Linked DNA regions of Homo sapiens: region 1 is linked to region 2. Evidence: read pairs that join two places in POLR2A ChIA-PET (ENCODE). Cell type or tissue: OCI-LY7. All regions are shown on one strand. Each heading gives the region's core, and the rest is flanking DNA. Links, peaks and the distances in the headings are about the cores only.

The links. ChIA-PET counts read pairs that join two places held together with the same protein. Peaks named below come from ENCODE experiments on the same cell type or tissue, not always from the same donor. Only the 100,000 strongest peaks of a DNase experiment are listed, where the experiment ranks them.
Region 1: POLR2A ChIA-PET joins it to region 2 with 5 read pairs; 2 of 35 experiments call an interaction of 5 or more read pairs at or near these places.

Annotation. Positions count from the first base shown.
Region 1 is chr16:14,253,268-14,257,660 of GRCh38, reverse strand. The region is part of intron 15 of MRTFB (myocardin related transcription factor B); the gene reads right to left. Among named protein-coding and RNA genes, the nearest start is that of TRT-CGT2-1, 30 kb to the left of the region's middle. In OCI-LY7, for the core only: no CTCF peak of the experiment used is centred there; no DNase peak of the experiment used is centred there.
Region 2 is chr16:13,995,289-13,999,681 of GRCh38, reverse strand. It overlaps a transcript of MRTFB not described here. Among named protein-coding and RNA genes, the nearest start is that of LINC02185, 19 kb to the left of the region's middle. In OCI-LY7, for the core only: no CTCF peak of the experiment used is centred there; a DNase peak (open chromatin) is centred at 1,611; H3K4me3 peaks cover 613 bases; H3K27ac peaks cover 1,500 bases.

The sequences.
Region 1 (4,393 bases), core at 254-4,253, 260 kb before region 2:
CCATGAAACCATAAACAAAATCAAGATAATGAACATATCCATCGCCCTTAAAGTTTCCTCATCCCCTCATCCCCTCATCCGTAGGCAACCCCCGGATCTGTTTGCTTTCACTATAGATTAGTTTTATATGAATGGATTCATACTGTGTGTAGTTTCTTGGTGGTAGGGGAAGGACTAGCTTCTTTCACCCAGCATAATTATTCTGAGATTTATCTGTCTTACAGTGTGTACCTCAGGAACAGTTAATTTTTTTATTGCTGAGTAGCATTGCATTGTATGGAAACACAGCAGTTTGTTTATTCATTGACTTGTGGATGGACATTTGGGTTTCCAATTTTTGGCTATTACAAAAAAGTTGTTGTGAACATTTGTGTACAGGTCCTTGTATAGACATGTGTTTTCTCTTCTCTTGGGTAATTAGGAGTGGAATGACCGGATCACAGGACAGGTGTAGGTTTAACTTTTGAAGAAATGGCCAAACTGTTTTCCAAAGTGACTGTTCCATTTTACACTCCCACCCTCAGTATATGGTATAAGATTTCTAGTTGTTCTCCATTCTCACCAATACTTTGTAGGGTCAGTCTTTTCAATTTTAGATATTTCATTAGGTGTGTAGCGGTATTGCACAGGGGTTTTAATTTGCATTTCCCTAATGACTAATGATGTTGAGCATCTCTTCAAGTGCTTATCTGCCATCCATTTATCTTCTTTGGGAAAATATCTGTTCAAATCTTCTGGCTACTGCAGATTTCTTCTGCTGTCTGTTTGCATGGTCTATCTTTTTCCAGCCATTTACTTTCAGTGGTCTTTGTATTTAAAGTATGCCTCTTGTAGATACATGCATTAGTTACCTATTGATATATTATAAATTATTCCAAAACATAATGGCTTAAAATTATTATGTCACAGTTTTGTGGGTCAGGAATGGTTTTGATGGGTGGTTCTGGCTTCGGGTCTTTCATGAGGTTGCAGCCAGGATGTTGGTCAGGTTACCGCCAACTCTAGGTGTGGCTGGGGAATGCCCTTGACTGGCAAGTTAGTGCTGGCCATTGATGGGAGGCCTCAGTGCCCCTCCATGTGAGCCTCTCCAGATGGCTGCTGGCATGTCCACATGGCATGACAGCTGGCTTTTCCAGAGTGAGCACTCCATGGGAGAGCAAGGAAGAAGGGGCATGCCTTTTATGACTTAGTCTCTGGAGTCACACACCATCACCTCTGCCAATTCTGTTTGTTAGAAGTGAGTCGCTAAATCCAACCCAGAGAGGAATGTCAAAGAATTTGCAGACATATCTTAAAACTGCATACAGTTGAGTCTGGCTTTTATATCCACTCTGACAATTTTTTGCATTTTAATTGAATTGTTTAGTCATATGTGTTATAATTACTGACATGGTTAAGTTTGGGTTTACTATTTTATATTTTATATTTGTCTTCTATTCATCCCATCTGGGGTTTTTTTTTTTTTTGTTATCCTGTTTTTCTTTCCTGTCCTTAAAAAAAAATTTGACATTTTTGTATCTAATTTTTCTTTCTTTCTTTTTTTTTTTTTTGAGACAGTCTCGCTTTGTCACCCAGGATGGAGTGCAGTGGCACAGCCTCAGATCACTGCAGCCTCAACCCCCTGAGATCAAGTGATACTCCTACTTTAGCTTCCCAAGTAGCTGGGACTACAGGTATGCACCACCACACCTGGCTAATTTTTGTCTTTTTTGTAATGATGGGGTTTTATCATGTTGCCCAGGCTGGTCTTAAATTCCTAGGTTCAAGCAATCCTCCCACTTCGCCTCCCAAGGTGTTGAGATTACAGGCGTGAGATGCCATGCCAGGCCTTTCTATTGATTTTTTTTTTTAAAAGCTATCTTGAATCTTTTAAATTGTTACTATAGATATGCAATACATATCCTTAACTTCTCATAGGCTACTTAATGTTGTACACTGAATAAAACATAGAGATCCTACAACCACACAGATCCACTCATTTCCTCCCCCATCCTTTATTAATTATTTTAAGTATTGTCTACACATGCTATACACTCCTCAAGACAGTGTTATCTTTGGTGATGAACTAACTCAATTTTTCTTTATCTGAAAATATCTTTAGTTCACTTTCATTCTTAAGGGATATTTTAACATGATAATAGAATTCTGGGTTGACAATCCCTTCCACTTCTTCCTCCCTAAAAACTTCTAAACGTGCTGTTGCACTCTTCCAGTTTTCATAGTTTTTGATGAAAGGTTGACATTAATCAATTAGTTGTTTGCTCTGTGTGAAATGTGTTTTTTCTCTTGATGCATTTAAGATTTTCTCTGTCTTGTCAACAATTTGACTGTGATGTGATTTATCCAGCTTGTTTATCGAGCATCTCAAAGCTATAAATTTGTCTTTCATCCTATTTGTGAACATGTCAGCCATTGTTTCTTCAAATATTTGCCTCTTCAGTTCTTTCTCTCTTCTTCTGGGACTTCTCTTCTACCTATGCTAGACTGTTTTGTTTGAATTATATAACAGGATTCTGGGCTGTGTTCACTTCACAATCTCTGTTATTCAGATTGGATAAGTTATGATCTATCTTCAGGTTCATGACATTTTTTCCCCTGCCATCTCCATTCTGGTAAGTTCATCTATATATTTTTTTCATTTCAGATACTGTACTTTTTTAGTTCTCAAATTTCCATTTAGTTGTTAAAAATCATTTCTGTATCCACATGGATCCCTTTTATTACAAGCATATTTCCTTTTCCATCACTGAGGACAGCTGTAATAGTAGTTGCTTTGAAAACCTTGCCCGCAAGTTCTAACATCGAGATGAGCTCAGGATTGGTCTCAGCCTTTTTCCTTTGAGATAGGTTACATTTTCCCAATTCTTTGTATGATGCATGTTATGGATAAATGTTATGGATGTTAAATTGTGGCAACTGTGAATTCTGCTGTTATTCTCAGATGAATGGTTTCTATTGTTTTAGCAAGCTATTAACTTGGTTAGACTTAAAACTTCAAAATGTTTCTTGGGTAGATGTTCCAATCTCACTTTAGATCTTTTGTCTTCAGCTGAGCTGCTAAGCGTCCATTCCACGCCTGTATGGCTTAGGGGTCAGCCAGAGATGTGGGCACACAGAATTTGGGGATCTCCTCTCTGGCTTTTTCCCTCTGGTTGCTCTCAATTCAGTTATCTGGATTTCCAGGCCATAAAGACTATGGCTTTTCTCCAGTAACCCTGCCACTTAGCTGGACCCCAGAGTAAAAGCAGCACAAAGAGGGAAATCATGCCACATCACTCCCTTCCTGAGTGTGGATTCCCCACCAGAGAATGACTGCTTCTATTTACTCTTCAATGCGTTCAGGTAGTTGCTTTTTGTTATGACCCACATTAATAGCTATTATCTGTGGGAAGATTGAACCGGTAGGGCCTTACTTAGCCACTCGTGGAATTGCAAGTCTGAGTAAATGTATTTAAACGAAGTTTGGTGCTCAATGGCATATAAGCAGGACCTACAGGTGGCTACTCATTTGAATAACCAAAAACCAGTGTAGAACCTCAGTCTATAAACAGGAACCTAGAGACATGTAAATACCAGAGATTCCAATCAGCTGTCTTAGGTTACAGTGGAAGATTCATCAAGTAAGCAGGACTTAGAAAGGATGGGTACTATCTTTTTGTTTTCTTAAAAACTGCAGTTAAGCTCTTGGCAATTCACTTCGTCTCTGCTCCCCTGTGAAGAGAATAGATGTCACTCCGAATGGACCATGAGGGAGGAGTGTAGTCCAGCACCACCTGTTTGACTTCTTATTGCAAATATTTGAACCCGTCTTTGAAATCTGACTTTTCCCTCACAGACAAGGGCCTTTGCTGAGTCTGTAACTAAGGGACATCTTACAACTCAAAGTTACGTTCCCTCGGTACTCAGGGAATACAAAGCAGCATGTGGTAGGTTCCACTTCCTCCAAGAGGCAGCCCCCTACGGGCCCTGAGCATCCCTGGATGTCCTTGGTGAGGGTGCCAAACTGACAAGGTCGCCTGGACTGAGCAGCTTCTGTAGATGCTCACTGAGGCAACCAAGTGGGTCAAGGAAGCGTAGGCATGACTGCATACTCCCTGGGTGAGGGACTGGCTTGTTTGCTGCTTGCTAGAAAAAGCACAGAGCCCTTGGCCCCACGTTCCTTAGGTGCAGCTTGACCCACTGCATACACAGCCACCATGTGGCCCCAACAAGTTACCCCATGGAACACGGGAGCGGGAGAACTGGTACAACTGCACTGATGTTCCTGCTGTTTGCCGTGGATAATAAACAGTACCGCTTGGATATTGTCTCTTGGTGTCCACCTTTAGCACCCATGGAGCGGTGTCAGGGCCACTCCTTGAATCCTCTATGAGGCTGGGGTTCTTCCCTCAAA
Region 2 (4,393 bases), core at 91-4,090:
TGTGGTGTTGGCTTCATCCTCAGGCACCATGCGATGCTCCCCCACAGCCCCTAACAGTTCCAGAATCTTCCCCATGGTCACAAATGCCTGCAGTGGTTCTAAACTTTGCATCTTTATACTGATGGCTCCCATGCAAAAGAGAGAAAGCTTTTTTTTTTCTTTCTTTCTTTTTTTTTTTTTTGCCAGAAGGCTCTAGACGATGTCTTCTTGAGTTTCACTGGCTCTGACTGGGTTCTGTGCCCATCCCAGAGCCAGTCACTTTGGTGTGGAGATAGGAAGTGAAAAATATTTCTGACTAGCTTGAGCCAAATCCTATTCCCAAGAACAGGAAAGCAGTGGCTTCCTGAAGGGCATTGTCCCCAAAAGGAAAGAAATATGCTGAGCCACAAGCAGCGACCTGTTATATGGTTTATTCATTTTGCAGTTTCATCCTCTCCTACCCAGGAAAGCCTCTGAGGTTAGAAGTGACTGTTCTTTTTTTTTTTTTTTTGGAGACAGAGTCTTACTCTTATCTCCCAGGCTAGAGTACAGTGACGAGATCTCAGCTCACTGCAACCTCCACCTCCTGTGTTCAAGTGATTCTCGTGCCTCAACCTCCCGAGTAGCTGGGACTACAGGCACATGCTACCACGCCTGGCTAATTTTTTGTATTTTAGTAGAGACAGGGTTTCACCATGTTGCCCAAGGTGGTCTTGAACTGAGCTCAGGCAATCTGCCTGCCTCAGCCTCCCAAAGTGCTAGGACTATAGGTGTGAGCCCCCATGACCGGCCTTTTTTTTTTTTTTTTTTTTTTTTTTTTTTTTTTTTTTTGAAACAGAGTCTCACTCTGTCACTCAGGCTGGAGTGCAGTGGCATGAACATGGCTCACTGCAGCCTCAACCTCCCAGGCTTAAGAAACAGGCCAATATTAATTTATTATCATTTTTCTTCCTTCTCCTTGTTCCTCCTCCTCCTTCTTCTCCTGTCTTCTGTCTTCCTTCTTCCCTCTTCCTCTTCTTCCTCTTCCTCCTTCACCTTCTCTTTCCCCTTCTTCTTCGAGACAGGGTCTTATTCTGTGGCCCAGGCTGGAATGCAATGGTGTGATCATAGCTCACTGCAGCCTCAAACTCCTGGGTTCAAGTGATCCTTCTGCCTCGGCCTCCTGAGTAGCTGGAACTACAGGTGTGCAACTTCATGCCCAGCTAATTTTTAAAAATTTTTGTAGAGGGTCTTGCTATGTTGCCCATGCTGGTCTTGAACTCTTGACCTCAAGAGATTCTCCTGCCTCCCAAAGTGTTGGGATTATAGGCATGAGCCACTGTGCCTGGCCAATTTCTTTTCTTTCCATCTGTAGGTTTACCTGGGGCTCTAAGTTCTAAGAATCCCAGGTCTGTTACTCCCAAAATTTCACTGAGGCCACAGATCTACCCCGAGGTAGATCAATAAGTTCAGGTTGAAGTGTCATGTTTTCACCTGCCAAAGGCTTCCTCTGCATTCAAAATAAAATTCGCACTCTACACCTGGCCTGCCTACGACTCACCCCCTTGCTGAGTTGTAGCCACACTCATTTCTTGTTATTTATTAAGCCAACCTGCTGCACGCCTCAGAGGCTTCTACTTCCTGTTTCCCTGTGTCTAGAATGCTCTTCCTTTAAATCTTTGCACAGCTGCTACTCAAATGTCACGCTCTCTGAGAGGTCTCTGACAAGTCTAGCATGTAAAACCACTTGAAATTATTGTGTTTGTTGATGGTTTGAGTATCTCCCTCCTTTCTCTAGACGGTAAGCTCCATGAGGCAAGCATCATGCTTGTCTTACTCACCTGGTTCCTGGTTCTGTGTCTAGCACAACGTAGGTACTCAAATGTTTGTTGAATAAATGAATGAAAATTCTTTTTTTTTTTTTTTTTTTTGAGATAGGGTCTTGCTCTGTCACACAGGCTGGAGCGCAGTGGTGCAAACATGACTCACTGCAACCTCCGCCTCCTGGGCTCAAGCTATCCCCCTATCTCAGCCTTCCAAGTAGCTGGGACTATAGGCACATGCCACCATACCCAGCTATTTTTTTTTTTTTGGTACAGATAGAGTCTCACTGTGTTACCCAGGCTGGTTTGAACCCCTGGGCTCAAGTAATCCTCTTGCTTCAGCCTCCCAAAGTGTTAAGATTAAAGGCATGAGCCGCCACGCCTAGCTGAAAATTCTTTTCTGAATGTCCTTGTAAACTTTTTCAGGGCAGGGCAATTTCTTACATTTTTCTTGGCTTTTACTTGGTGCCTACAAAACACTGGGCATAAAAGAGACAAAATACAATAGTATTTTTTCAAATAAACTAAAGCTCTCTGCTGAAGGGATTGGCTCAAAGTTGCCCAATAAACTAAAGCTCTCTGCTGAAGGGATTGGCTCAAAGTTGCCCTCACATTAGTACAGAAAGATACTACATGATGCTAACTGCTTCTTTGAGAATTTTCTTTCCAAAGCCATTGCATGTGAACATTTGAGATGCCCCCCATGTCTGCGTGAAACTGCAGAGGGGAACGTGGGGCCATCTTTCTATCCTGGTCTCTGAGTGTGGTGATAGAGCCACCATATACAGGCAAACGTCTGAAAATGATGTCATGGGATGATGCTCTTGTTTACTCCTTTACCCAAATGAGGTAGAATGAGAAGAGTGTCTTTTTATCTGTCACGCTGTCCACTGCAAACCCGAAAGTCAAGGTCACAACCCTAATGTGCTGATCACGCAGGTGGAACCCTCATTTGTGGGCCGAACTCTCCCTGAGACCTATCAGCCTGTGACAGTCCTCAAGACAATCAGGTGAGAGTGTGGATGGCCCCACGCGGCTAATAGAAACTCAAAAGCACACCTTCTACAGAGAGCCGTCGGTTGTCCCTGTACTCAACAGAAAACACACCACTGGGGGCATCTCAAGTATGCCTAGTCTTCATCCATTCTCTGCCTACCCAACCAGGCCTATCCCTCTCTTAGACTCTCACATGGCCCCTTGACCTTTGTCTCACGAGCTCTCCATCATTTGTCATGCTATCTTTATGTAGGTGATTATTTCATTAATATCCATCTTCCCCATTGGACTCCAAACTACTCAAGGGCAAGGCGCAATCTCTTTTGCTCACTGCTGTATTTTGTCACCCAGTCCTGTGCCTAACACATGGACCATGCATCATAAATACTTTTTGAATGGAAGAATGGATGAATGGAAGAAAGAAGGGAGGCTAAATGTTTTCTCTGTCAGGTATCACCTCACCACCACCTTGTCCCTTTCATCAAGGTGTCTCCTGTGCCCACAGTAGTATCTGGCATAGAGTAGAGGGGCCACAGATATTGACAGAAATGAATGAATGGACACTGATCTTTGCCTTCTCAGAGAAGCCTGGTTACCTTCTTTTTTTTTTTCTTTGTTGTTGTTGTTGTTGTTGAGACAGAGTATCACTCTGTCACCCAGGCTGGAGTGCAACGGCACGATCTTGGCTCACTGCAACCTCCGCCTCCTGGGTTCAAGTGATTCTCATGCCTCAGCCTCCTGACTAGCTAGAATTACAAGTGTGTACTACCATGCCTGGCTAATTTTTGTATTTTTAGTAGAGATGGGGTTTCACCATGTTGGCCAGGCTGGTCTCGGACTCTGGACCTCAGGTGATCTGCCCACCTTGGCCTCCCAAAGTGATAGGATTACAGGCATGAGCCACCGTGCCCGGCTGCCTGGTTAACTTCTTAAGGATAAATGTATGGAAAGGGAGAATGAGGGGAAGCTACATGATATGGTTTGGCTGTGTGTCCCCACCCAAATCTCATGTGGAATTGTAATCCTTGATGATGGAGGGAGGGGTCTGGAGGGAGGTGATTGGATCATGGGAGCGGTCATCCCCCTTGCTGTTCTCATGAGTTCTCACTAGATCTAGTTGGTTAAAAGTACATGGCACTTCCCCCTTCACTCTCTTCCTCCTTCTCCAGCCAGGGATGATGTGCCTGCTTCCCCTTCACCTTCTGCTGTGATTGTAAGTTTCCTGAGGCCTCCCCAGCCATGCTTCATGCACAGCCTGTGGAACCATGAGCCAATTAAACCTATTTTCTTTAAAAATTACCCAGTCTCAGGTAGTTCTTTATAGTAGTGTCAGGAAGGACTGATACACTTCAATATACGAATATACTGAACCAAGCCCAAAGGCTGCATTTAGGTCACTCCCTTCAGAATCAATGGGGCCAGTTCTTGAGGTCACTAAACCATCAGACCAGCAAGGGAGGAGCTTAAAGTGCAAACTGAACTTGTTTGCAAGAGACAATGCTCCTTTGGACTCAAGTGCAACCAGTTCTGGGGTTAGATGTTTAAAGTTTAAGTGGGTCATGGCTCCTGGTCCTTATCACATAGCCTGAAAAAAACAAAACAAAACAGCATCTCAG